Linked DNA regions of Homo sapiens: region 1 is linked to region 2. A link is an interaction called in ENCODE POLR2A ChIA-PET data of the cell type or tissue named here. Cell type or tissue: OCI-LY7. All regions are shown on one strand. Each heading gives the region's core, and the rest is flanking DNA. Links, peaks and the distances in the headings are about the cores only. Region 1 overlaps ARID1B (AT-rich interaction domain 1B). Region 2 has its middle 9.3 kb from the start of ARID1B.

Region 1 (5,386 bases), core at 255-5,254, 410 kb before region 2:
GCATGTGAGGCCGCCGCTTTCCCTTTAACTAACACGTGATTCTCCAGAGTCACTGGGCTGAGATTTTAAGCCTTCAGCTTCAGAATTACTGAGGCATAACCTCTTTATCAAATATGTAATGGGTGATACAGTTGATGTAAATAAAAAATGTAGAATGATAAAAAATAGTTGTTTTATATTTTAGAATATACTTTGATGCTGAGGTTAAACTTCACATCACTTAAAAACCACTTTAGATAAGAGCTTAAAAAATATATATGTATACATATTCATATATGTGTGAATATATATATGTCTATAAACCCATATGTACACTTAGAATATAGAAACTATATATCCAAATAAATTTTTAAAGCTTATTTTTCATATCCTTGTACCCAAGGCCTACTTGACTAGGAAAAGAGGCTGCTCTAACACACTTTACACAAGACTCTCATCCGGGCAGCACCTCAGAAGCTCTGCCGTCATTAATGGGACAGTTATTAAAAACAGGTTCCTAAATTTTAGTATGGAGTTTTCTTTTTTATTAACGGGACAGTTATTATTAGGAGGTTTCTAAATTTTAGTATAGAGTTTTTTTCTTCTTTGGGGAGTTACACTTAAAAAAATGGGTCCAACGTTTTCAAAAGTGAAAAATTGAAATAAGAACATGAAGAAAAAGGCATTATAATCTATAATCAGTTAACAGTAAAACAACTTCCCTCTTGCATTTTATTTGTAAAAAACTGAGGTAAAAGTTTGAGATTCAGTTTAAAGATAAGACAAATAAAGGCAATCATTTCAATTTAAAATTGCTCCAATTAGCTCAACCAATATCCTGTTTGTAAGATCCATCTGCCGTTCCTGGTTTGGTCCTCTCTAAACTGAAACTGGGGAGTGGTTCTGGATGAATAGAATCATGAACAGAGCAACGGGGCACAGAAATGCTTGTTCTTGCTTCTGAAGGGACTGGATTCTTACAAGCTGGAATAGGCCTGAGATAATGATGGACACAGTTTGACTATATATTAACTTTTCTCTCCTTGGTTAAATAAACTTAAGTTTAATTAACTTGTGCCTATCTCAATTTGTTGTCATAACACTGGAAAAATTAAATGAAGATACTTTCTAAGAGAATAGTTCTTTTTCATAATTTTTAGATCTTCTAAGAGGCATTTTTATGGCACCATAATGTAGGAAACTGCATCTGCAGGGAACTGACACGGTCAGGCCTCAGTTTACGTGATAAATTCGGAAGAGGCCTCCCGAGGCTGGCTCACTTAGCTGAACCAGGGCCTCAGTTTCACCACTGCCACACGCTTTACTTTTCCTTTGCAGCACGACGTCACACACTGTGTAAAACTGTATGTTTTGCACGTAACTATTTGTCTGACACCCACTTTTCCGACTAGATCCTAAGTTTCACAAGTCAGAGTTTGGGTGGATGCTGATCACCAACACTTAGCGTGGTGCTCTGCATGCTGGAGGGCTGTGATAGCATTTTTTTTTTCCATGAGTGATTACTCCAATGGACAAAAAGGGTGTGAAACGCTTGGAACATGCTAACAGGAATTAACAGCTGATTCAAATATCCTATAAACAGGATTTCACCGAGCAAGGTGTGGAGTGAACGTGGGCACAGTCTAGTAAGACTGAAGGCTGAGCAAGAGGTTGCGTCCGCTGCCAGCACTCAACGCCTCCACCCCAGCTTATGGTTCGCATACTGGGCAGGCAATGACCACAGCCAATATTTAGTGTCTGAACAGAGCGCAATTAAAGACTTAGTGAATAGAGAGCATGTACGTTATCACTCTCATCACTGACCAGGCTCCAAACATACTGTCCTTGTTCATAGACGCTGGCTTTGGATAAAGGTCTTCATTTACACTCCTCCCACTGACAGTAGGCAAACAAACTCGCCCTTCGGAAAGACGGGTTCACTTTTCCCAGTCACTAAGGCCTACCTAGTACCGCCTCAGTGTTGCAAAAATTGTATCCTACTGCTGTGAAACTTTGTGGAGGCAAGAAAAAGGAATGGAAATTGCTGTAAAATTACAGCAAGACATTATTATGGTGCCACAAATGTTTTCCTTGCATATACTTTAATTAAGCCTATAAGTACATTTTCCTCAAGTCTTTTAGGCAGATTTACATTTCAGCAGTCTTTACCATATGCCTGGTAATATGTGTATGTGTATGTGTATGGACAAATGTTTATTTTTATTTTAGAATGTTCTGTAACAAAACAATGTTGGTCCACAGTACACTGTCAAAGCATAGAGCATCTTCATCATTTTGCCTTTTCCAGACCTGCTGTTAGACAGGCTTTATTAAGGACACTATTAAGAGCAATTTTAAGCCCAAATTGAAGCGGCATCTCAGAAAGAGCAGTTAACTATTCCGGGGTTGCATGTATTTGCAGTGATTTGATAGCAGAGATAATGTTAGGTTCTTCATTATACTCTCTTTTGCTCCCCTTTTTGAATTAGCATCTCATTCAAAAAAGTGGCTGTTTTCTCAACACAGAGCAATAATCTGACATTTTCCACTACTGTGAACTTCAGCTTCTCTTGTTCCTATCTACTACAGGAGCCAGAAGTTTGCTTGCAAATTCTTAAAACTATTTATGGTACAGGAAGAGATCATATATATGGAAATATTGAGAAAAAATACACAATTTCAAGTTTAATTATAATCAGAAAACAAAGTTTATAATTCAGTTTGCTATTGTCTTACATTAAAGGAGAAAGTCAGATTTTGATAAAGTCTCCTACAGTGGATGGAGATAATCTTAACTAGTGAATTAAAATATTGTGACTATCTCAAGCCTTCTTTATAAGTCAATGAAATTAGCAAGATGAAAAGTTTTAAACAATATAATATGGTCTATTGTTAGTCTTTCTTTTTAATAAGTGCTCATTCTTATTATCTTTTTTTTGAAATGGAGTCTCACTCTGTCGCCCAGGCTGGAGTGCAGTGGCGCGATCTCGGCTCACTGCAACCTCCGCCTCTCGGGTTCAAGTGATTTTCCTGCCTCAGCCTCCCGAGTAGCTGGGATTACAGGCACCCATCACCATGCCTGGCTCATTTTTGTATTTTTAGTAGAGACAAGGTTTCACCATGTTGGCCAGGCTGGTCTTGAACTCCTGAGCTCAGGTGATCCACTCGCCTCGTCCTCCCAAAGTGCTGGGATTATAGGCGTGAGCCACCGCACCCGGCCCTTAATTATTATCTTAAGTTTTAAAGATTATTATTTTTAACCTCTGAAATTCTCCCTCTGGGCCAACACACAAATACTTTTGAGAAGTTATCTGAATTCTACCTGTTAACTTGAGAGCATTACTGATTCAGGAATGCTTTTCCTATTAAAAAAAGAAAACAAAACAAAAAACCAGGGCAGACTATGAGGGAAAAACACAATGTCGGCTGCCTTCTGAGACTCAAAGCAAATAACACAAAGACATCAAAATGCAGGAGTTGCGCCCCTTCCTGCGAGTTCGGATGCACCCCTCCTAGAAGCGCACTGTCTGCTATACCCATCCTAGAAGCGCTTTCTCTTTCATCACGGGTGCTGCAAAATCGAAACGTAGCTACAGAGAAGGTAAGAGCGAATATCGCCCTTTCCTCCTCTGAAAGGGAAAATGCTGGTTATCCTAGAGCTGCATGTGAATTTTACAAACATTTACTAGAACAACCAACTCTTCAAGCCTTCAGGCTCTATCTGTTTAAACCAGTGAATGGATAATTAATAGCAGCCTCCTTTTGGGGTTTTGACTAGATTGCCAGATTCTGCACAGCTAGGGTCTTCTTGCCTCCAACTTGCCTTCCTGAGCCGTGCTCGTCAATACATCGCCTTACAGAAATGAGCATGTTAATTAAGCCTTCTTGGCAAGTAATTGCATGTTGTTTTTTTTTTTTTAAGATCTTTTGATTCTTTATATGAATGTAAAATAAAGGTTGCTTCAGCACCATTTTTTTTTTCTCTCTAATGGTACAGAATTTCTTTAGTAGGAAACTAAAGGCCCACTTCTAGGGTCAGAAGAACATTGAGGCTTACAAAATTCCCTGATACATCCGTGACATTTTTGTTATAATTTATATATCATACAAAAATCAACACTTAATTTCAAGATTATCAGCAGTCTTGTGCAGAATACAATTGTTCTATCTCAACTGATTCTAACATAGGTACACATTATTAAACTAAAAATTCATTCACATACTAACAACTTGTACGTTTTTATTAATTTCAGACAAATGGGTTAAAAATAAAGCAGGGCTGATGTTACACTAAACCATACCCAAATTGAGTATTTACTTCTTTCAGGTAGGCAGTTTTGAAATAGATAGAACATGCAAAATACAGGTCAGGGGCCAAACTTATCATTCAGTCAATGGCTGCTATTAGTTCCCATATAAATGGAGAAGTAACGCATTTGAAGAATCTTCTATAAGTGCATAATGGATCAGACATTTTTAAAAAGTCACTGTGTGAAGGAGTTTGGACCCAGTTAACACACTCGCATGCTTTGTATAGAGGTGCTTCTTTATAACAGCTTTTTCATTACCAGAAATCAACTTCTTTGATGCACGCAAACTTTATTCATTTTGTCACTAATATTATTATTTATAAAGAAAACCCTTTCATGGATAAATAATGAAGAAAAAGTCTTACAAAACAAATAAACAAGCAAGCATTCAAGTAGAATTAATTAATTATCAAAAAACCCCAAAAAAACAAAAAACAAAAAAAACAAAAAAAAACCAGAGCCACTTACAGGGCTTGATGGAGTCTTTGGCCAGCCTGGGCTGCTAATGCTATCACTTTCATCTCCATGAAATGAGGAGATGCTAGCAGAGCTGGGGGACATTGGGGAAGGGACTGGCAGGTTGCCTGGGGTTGGGGGCTGAGAAATACCCTGAGAGCTGTAGCTATCCTGTGGTAGAGGAATAAAAAAAAAAAAAATGACAAAGGTAGGGCAAACTTTATTTAAAATAACAAAAAGTACATCCACTTTAACAAACTAATTTTTTTATATATATTATATATATATATATATATATAAAGACATGTACAAACAAACACACAAAACCACACATAGATAAAGGTATTAAAACAACATTCTTAATTAGTATAATTGGGTAAGTCTGCTGGATGCTGGAGAAGGCCAGTACGCCACCATGCTTACTTCAAGCTTACATGGAATGCTAAGCATGGGTTACCCCTTATGAAAGAAAGAAAAAAAAAAAGCTGTTCACCTTATTTATCAAATAAGGCAGGAAAGCAAAATATTAAGTATGTTGTTGTTGCTGAGGCGGCCAAAACAGGAAGCTATAAACTGAAGGCAGAGAAAATGGCTGCAAGTACCGAAACCAGGCAGGACCCCTACTTCTCCCCACCCCGAAG
Region 2 (5,386 bases), core at 308-5,307:
CTAGCTACTTGGGAGGCTGAGCTGGGAGAATCACCTGAGCCTAGGAAGTCGAGGCTGCAGTGAGCTGTGATCAGACCACTGCACTCCAGCCTGGGCCTCAGAGTGAGAACTTGTCTCAAAAGAAAAAGCAAGCTTCAAGGTTTAAGAGGCGGAGGACAACTCCTCAACTCCACACAGTGGGAACATTCTGTAGCCTGAGCATCTTCTCTGTTATCTAGGAATTTGTGAGATTGAGATGATCCATGGAAAACCTTTCAAAATAAATGGACCAAATTCAAGACACCTAACCATGAGTTACAACCAACCCTTTCTCAGGGCCACCTGCTTGCACAGCATGAGGGGCGTCTTGCTTGTTGTCACTGATACAGAGGATGTCTTGTCCAATGTGACTGGCATGTCCTGGGTTTTTCCCATTTGCCAGAGACCTGAGCTGTCATTCACAGGTGCTGAGAGGGAGCAGGAGAGGCAAGCAGAAGCTGAAATGCCCAGGCCTGGGCAGCGTCCTTGCTTTGCATCATGACTTGGCTGCTTCCTGCCACCTTCACACAGGTGTGAAACCTTAGGGCAAACCACCTCGAATCTCTGGAAAAGGTAAAGGAGAAGCTGGCCCAAGCGGGGATGGGGATGCCCCCGGCCTGCGGTACACCCTCCCTTGTTCTCATTCACTTACCTGTTTAGGGATAGTGCACAAGCGTAAAAAAGAGAAAACCTCAGACACAAAGAGTTGTATTTAATCAATGAACCAAACCACCTCTAGGCTGCATTGAGCTTTGTAACTGTTATTACATACCACTTAGTATGTTTATCCCGTGTCTGGCACTTTGCATACATACGGCAGAGAAGCAAGTTGCCTAACTAACCCAATATCTGTTCTTCCCACCTTTAGTTACAGAAGCCCCAGTGTTTAGCTGGGCACATGACCACCTGTTTAAAAAAATCGACATTTTGCATATTCCCTTGGAAGTCAGTACGTCCACACGCTCAAGCGGAGCTGCTCAGGGCAGCTCAGCTGCTGTCTACCTCCTGACTTCGTGTATGAGAAATAAGAATAAACTTCTGTCTTGTTTAAGCTTCTGGTATTTTTTGCTTTGTTTTGGTCTTTTTTCCCCCTTTTTCTTTCTTTTTTTTTTTTTTTTTGTAGAAAATCACATGTAAACCCAACTGATATAATGCATTATGGTTTCTCACATAATCCTCACAACAACCCTTTGAAGAGTTTGTAAACATCCCAAACCTTGGTTTACTCCTGTATAACACACAGATCGCAGTAGTGCTTACTTCCCCAGGTTTCTGAGGATTCAGTGAAATAAGGTCTTCAAAGCTCTGAGCACAGCACCTGGCACACCAGAAGTGTTTGATAACTGTACTTTATTAAGGTAATTTTCATCTCCCTAGCTGGATGGATCAATTTCTCAAGGACAAAGTCCCTGTCTTCAATTTCTGTTATATTGTCTACCACACTCAGAACATTCCTGAACCCACAGTGGGGGCTCAATTGTCAACATAATTTTATGGCTGAATCCAAACATGCAAATAAAATTATTACATGCATTTTCAAATTAATTGTTTCTTTCAGAGCAGAGAACTGATGTAGCTAAAGCAGCAATGACTATGCTGGTCATTTAAAATAAAGACAGGCTGGACACAGTGGCTCATGCCTGTAATCCCAGCACTTTGGGAAGCTGAGGCGAGTGGGTTGCTTGAGCCCAGGAGTTTGAGACCATCCTGGACAACATGGCGAAACCCCATCTCTACCAAAAAATACAAAAATCAGCTAAGCATGATGGTATGTGCCTGTGGTCCCAGCTACTCAGGAGGTTGAGGTGGGAGGATCACTTGAGCCTGGGAGGTTGGAGGATGCGATAAGCAGTGATCACACCACTGCACACAAGCCTTGGCAACAGAGTGAGACCCTGTCTCAATAAAATAAATAAATACAGGATTCCTAACTTAAAAAATTACTTAAAAGGCAGAGAAGGCCAGGCATGTTGGCTTACACCTGTAATTCTAGCACTTTGAGAGGCCCAGGCAGGAGGATTGAGCTCAGCAGTTCAAGACCAGCCTGGCAAACATAGTAAGACCCGATCTCTAAAAAAAAAAAAAGGTGGGCATGGTGGCACGCACCTGTAGTCCCAGCTACTTAGGTGGCTGAGGTGGAAGGATCGCTTAAGCCCGGGAGGTCTGAGGCTGCAGTGAAACATGTTTGTACCACTGCATTCCACCCTGGGTGACAGAGCAAGACCCTGTCCCCCTGCACGCCGCCCCCCGCCCCCCACCAAAAAATACAAAAATAAGGCAGAGAGCATTTTTCTTAAAAGGTGGTTTCTACCTATCAAGGTAACATGTTTCCAGCTGTGTTCAGAGGGCTACTGCTCTAAGAAAGGAAGTCTGTCTGACTTACCATCTTCCTCCAGGTAGACTTCCTCATTCTTGTTAGCTAAGGGACTATTGTGTAGGCATGAGATTCGCAACTGTAGAGAGCATTGCAGAGTTGCTATGTACATGTTTTAACGCTTGGGCACATAACAGTAAGGCTTGGTCTGTACTAGTCTAGCATGGCAGTTGTTTACAAACAACATGATTATTAGTGCTGATTCTACAAGATTGGTTTCCCATTGACCCCAATAGAAACAATGCAAAATATTTACCCTTTTCTAAAGCATAGTAAAACTCCTGTGGTTTTTGAAACCAGACCAAGAACACATGTAGAAAACCCCATGGATTATTTTAAGTGAACTTATTTTTTTAAATCTCATTAACTTTTCACCATATGCTGTTTATTTTTATATCCTGCATAGGCTGAAAAGTGAAAATAGACCAGGCCACTGTGTTTCATTTCAAGCAAATCATTATGAGGATGACACACACAGACTCTGGGGAGTTCAGAGAAAAACAAAGATGATTAAGAGGCCTTTTAAAGATGACTTACAAGAAAAGGTACTTAAAGCTCTACATGTTCCTTAACATAGCAACCCAGGAGGCAAACAGGAAAACTACTCCTCCTCGCCACAAGGATGGAGTATTCCTGCCGGGGGCTTCATGATCTGTGGAAAGAGGGTAGATTCGCATCCCAGCTCCATGTTTACAGGCCGTGCAAGTTTGGGCAATGTGCTGACCTTCGTGTGTACCAGGATGTACGTGAGACACTAAATATCTACTTCGTACAATTTCTGGGGGTAAGAATTAAATGAGAAAGTATATGTAAGTACTTAACATATTGCCTGGAATTAAACAGATAAGGTTTGAGGAGTGTGTGTGTGTGTGTGTGTGTGTGTGTGTGTGTGTGTGTGTTAATGTCTAAGTAGAATAGATGTGTGTTGTATGCTTTCAGGAAAACCAGGTATACTCCACTCAACCCCAAGCATTTCTCCTGCTATGTAATTAAACTTTCTCCATTAAAGATTTATGGATTTATTCTTTTCCGCAAAGGCTTTGAGCCTTGTCAAAATACAAATTTGCTTCTAACAAGTAATACCTTAAACTTGTATCAGTTATTTACACCTTCTTATGAACATATTTTGGATCTGTTTCTGAAAGCCTGCTTTGATGAAGGAGAGGAGATGAGAAAGAGGATGTGGATGCCAGAAAGAAGGTGGGCTGAAGCAGGAGGAGGGACCTCAGTGAATGGGAGGCTGAATGGTGGGGACAAAGTCTATTTCCTGCACAATATCCCCTCAGACCCAGCCCTAGATATTAATGAGCTGAAGGTATGAAAAGGAGAACATACCTAAATATTGGAAAAGTTTTTCTTTCCTTCTGAACAGTTCAGTCTCATGGATCCTCAACCCATTCCCTCAAAGCTGGAATCCCAGGGTTTGCCACCGCTGACCATGGCATGATAGACTCTTGATAGATGGAGATGGGTACTGAGAAGGAGGGTCATGCAGTAGGGGGGGCTCTTTTCCAGGCAAGCCCAAGTTAATGCCATGATTCTGTGGCTACATAGGACAGGGGATGATGTAGAACATTTTTACTTTAGAGGTGATGACGAAGCACCATAGATCCTCTACCGCTACAAAAGGAGGCTGGTACCAAGGCAGGAGGGAAGAGGGAAGTAAAGGAAGCTGCTGGCCCTAGGCCTCTGGAACCTGCACCCTACCATGTGGGCCCACGTGGGTCCCTTTGGCTGCAATGACAAGGATTGGTTCATGCACAGATATGAGAGTCCATGTCACCCACAGTGATGTGGAGAAGAGGACAAGGAAGGAAGAAACTGGAAGGGAACAGAAGTGGGGAAGAAGAGGGAGGGATGAGAGAGGTAGAATGACAGAGAGAGAGCGAGAGACACAGCCAGACATGGTTACTAAAGACATCACTGGGTCTAGGAAAAAAACAATGTTACAAACTATAATTTATCATTTGATACATGTATCATTAGCCAGGCTAGATCCTCTTACTAATGTGAGATAATTCATGGAAGTCATAGCAATTTTAGGCTTGAGGTTAAAACTGTAGAAGATGGATGGTTGCGATGGCTCATACTTGTAATCCCAACACTTTGGGAGGCCTAGGTGGGAGGGTGACTTCAGGCCAGGAGTTCAAGGCCAGCCTGGGCAACAAAATGAGACCCAGTCTCTACAAAAAAAATAAAAAATAAAATTAGCCAGGTGTGGTGGTGCACTCCTGCAGTCCCAGCTACTTGAGAGGCTGAGCTGGGAGGATTGCTTGAGCCTGGGAGGTTGAGGTTGCAGTGAGCCATGATCATGCCACTATGCACCATCCTGGGCAACAGAGCAAGAGACCCTGTCTCAGAAACAAACAAACATAAAACTGTAGAAGATGAGTAAGACCCTCTTAGCCTTTCCAATTAGTATTCTTCCTTGCTGATTTTCCAGAGAGAAATTCCTTAAACAATTGGCCCCACTGACTCCATTTTATTCCATAACCCCTGCCACATTCTAATTTCTAGCCTCATCTGGTTCCTGGAAAATTTCCATCTCTGATTTCTCATTACCTTCTTTCTTCTAGAAAAACCCTCTTGTCTTTTCTTGGCTTTCCCCTGCTTCCATCTTTTAGAAATATGTATTGATATCTGGAGCGTGGTGTTTTGTAACTAATTCTACTCCTGCGGATTAGAGCTGAGATAGGAGGTCTGTTTACATGATATAAGCCCTTCTAAGTGCCAGATATGTGCGGGAGGACTCAGGGGTGTGGGTGGGATGGAAGTCTCAAGGGCAGATGGCGGTCCTCCACCTGAAAGAGGCACCTACTGACAGACTTCAGTTTCCTGTGGCGAATGGACCAGTTAGTGGCCACCGGTGACTCTGTGAGTCTCAAAATTATTTTTCCCCTTCCCTGATTTCCCTGAGACCATTCTAGCTTCTTCCACACTTTCTGTTTCCTTCACCAACTTCTTGTCCTCCTAGCCACAGCCTCCCAACCCTAA

What was found. ChIA-PET counts read pairs that join two places held together with the same protein. Peaks named below come from ENCODE experiments on the same cell type or tissue, not always from the same donor. Only the 100,000 strongest peaks of a DNase experiment are listed, where the experiment ranks them.
Region 1: POLR2A ChIA-PET joins it to region 2 with 6 read pairs; 3 of 35 experiments call an interaction of 5 or more read pairs at or near these places.

Annotation. Positions count from the first base shown.
Region 1 is chr6:157,174,377-157,179,762 of GRCh38, reverse strand. ARID1B (AT-rich interaction domain 1B) reads right to left here. Exons shown (of 20, transcript NM_001374828.1): 11 at 4,758-4,916. Among named protein-coding and RNA genes, the nearest start is that of TMEM242, 150 kb to the left of the region's middle. In OCI-LY7, for the core only: no CTCF peak of the experiment used is centred there; no DNase peak of the experiment used is centred there.
Region 2 is chr6:156,765,431-156,770,816 of GRCh38, reverse strand. No RefSeq gene overlaps it. Among named protein-coding and RNA genes, the nearest start is that of ARID1B, 9.3 kb to the left of the region's middle. RefSeq lists an enhancer at 2,890-2,949. In OCI-LY7, for the core only: no CTCF peak of the experiment used is centred there; a DNase peak (open chromatin) is centred at 2,436.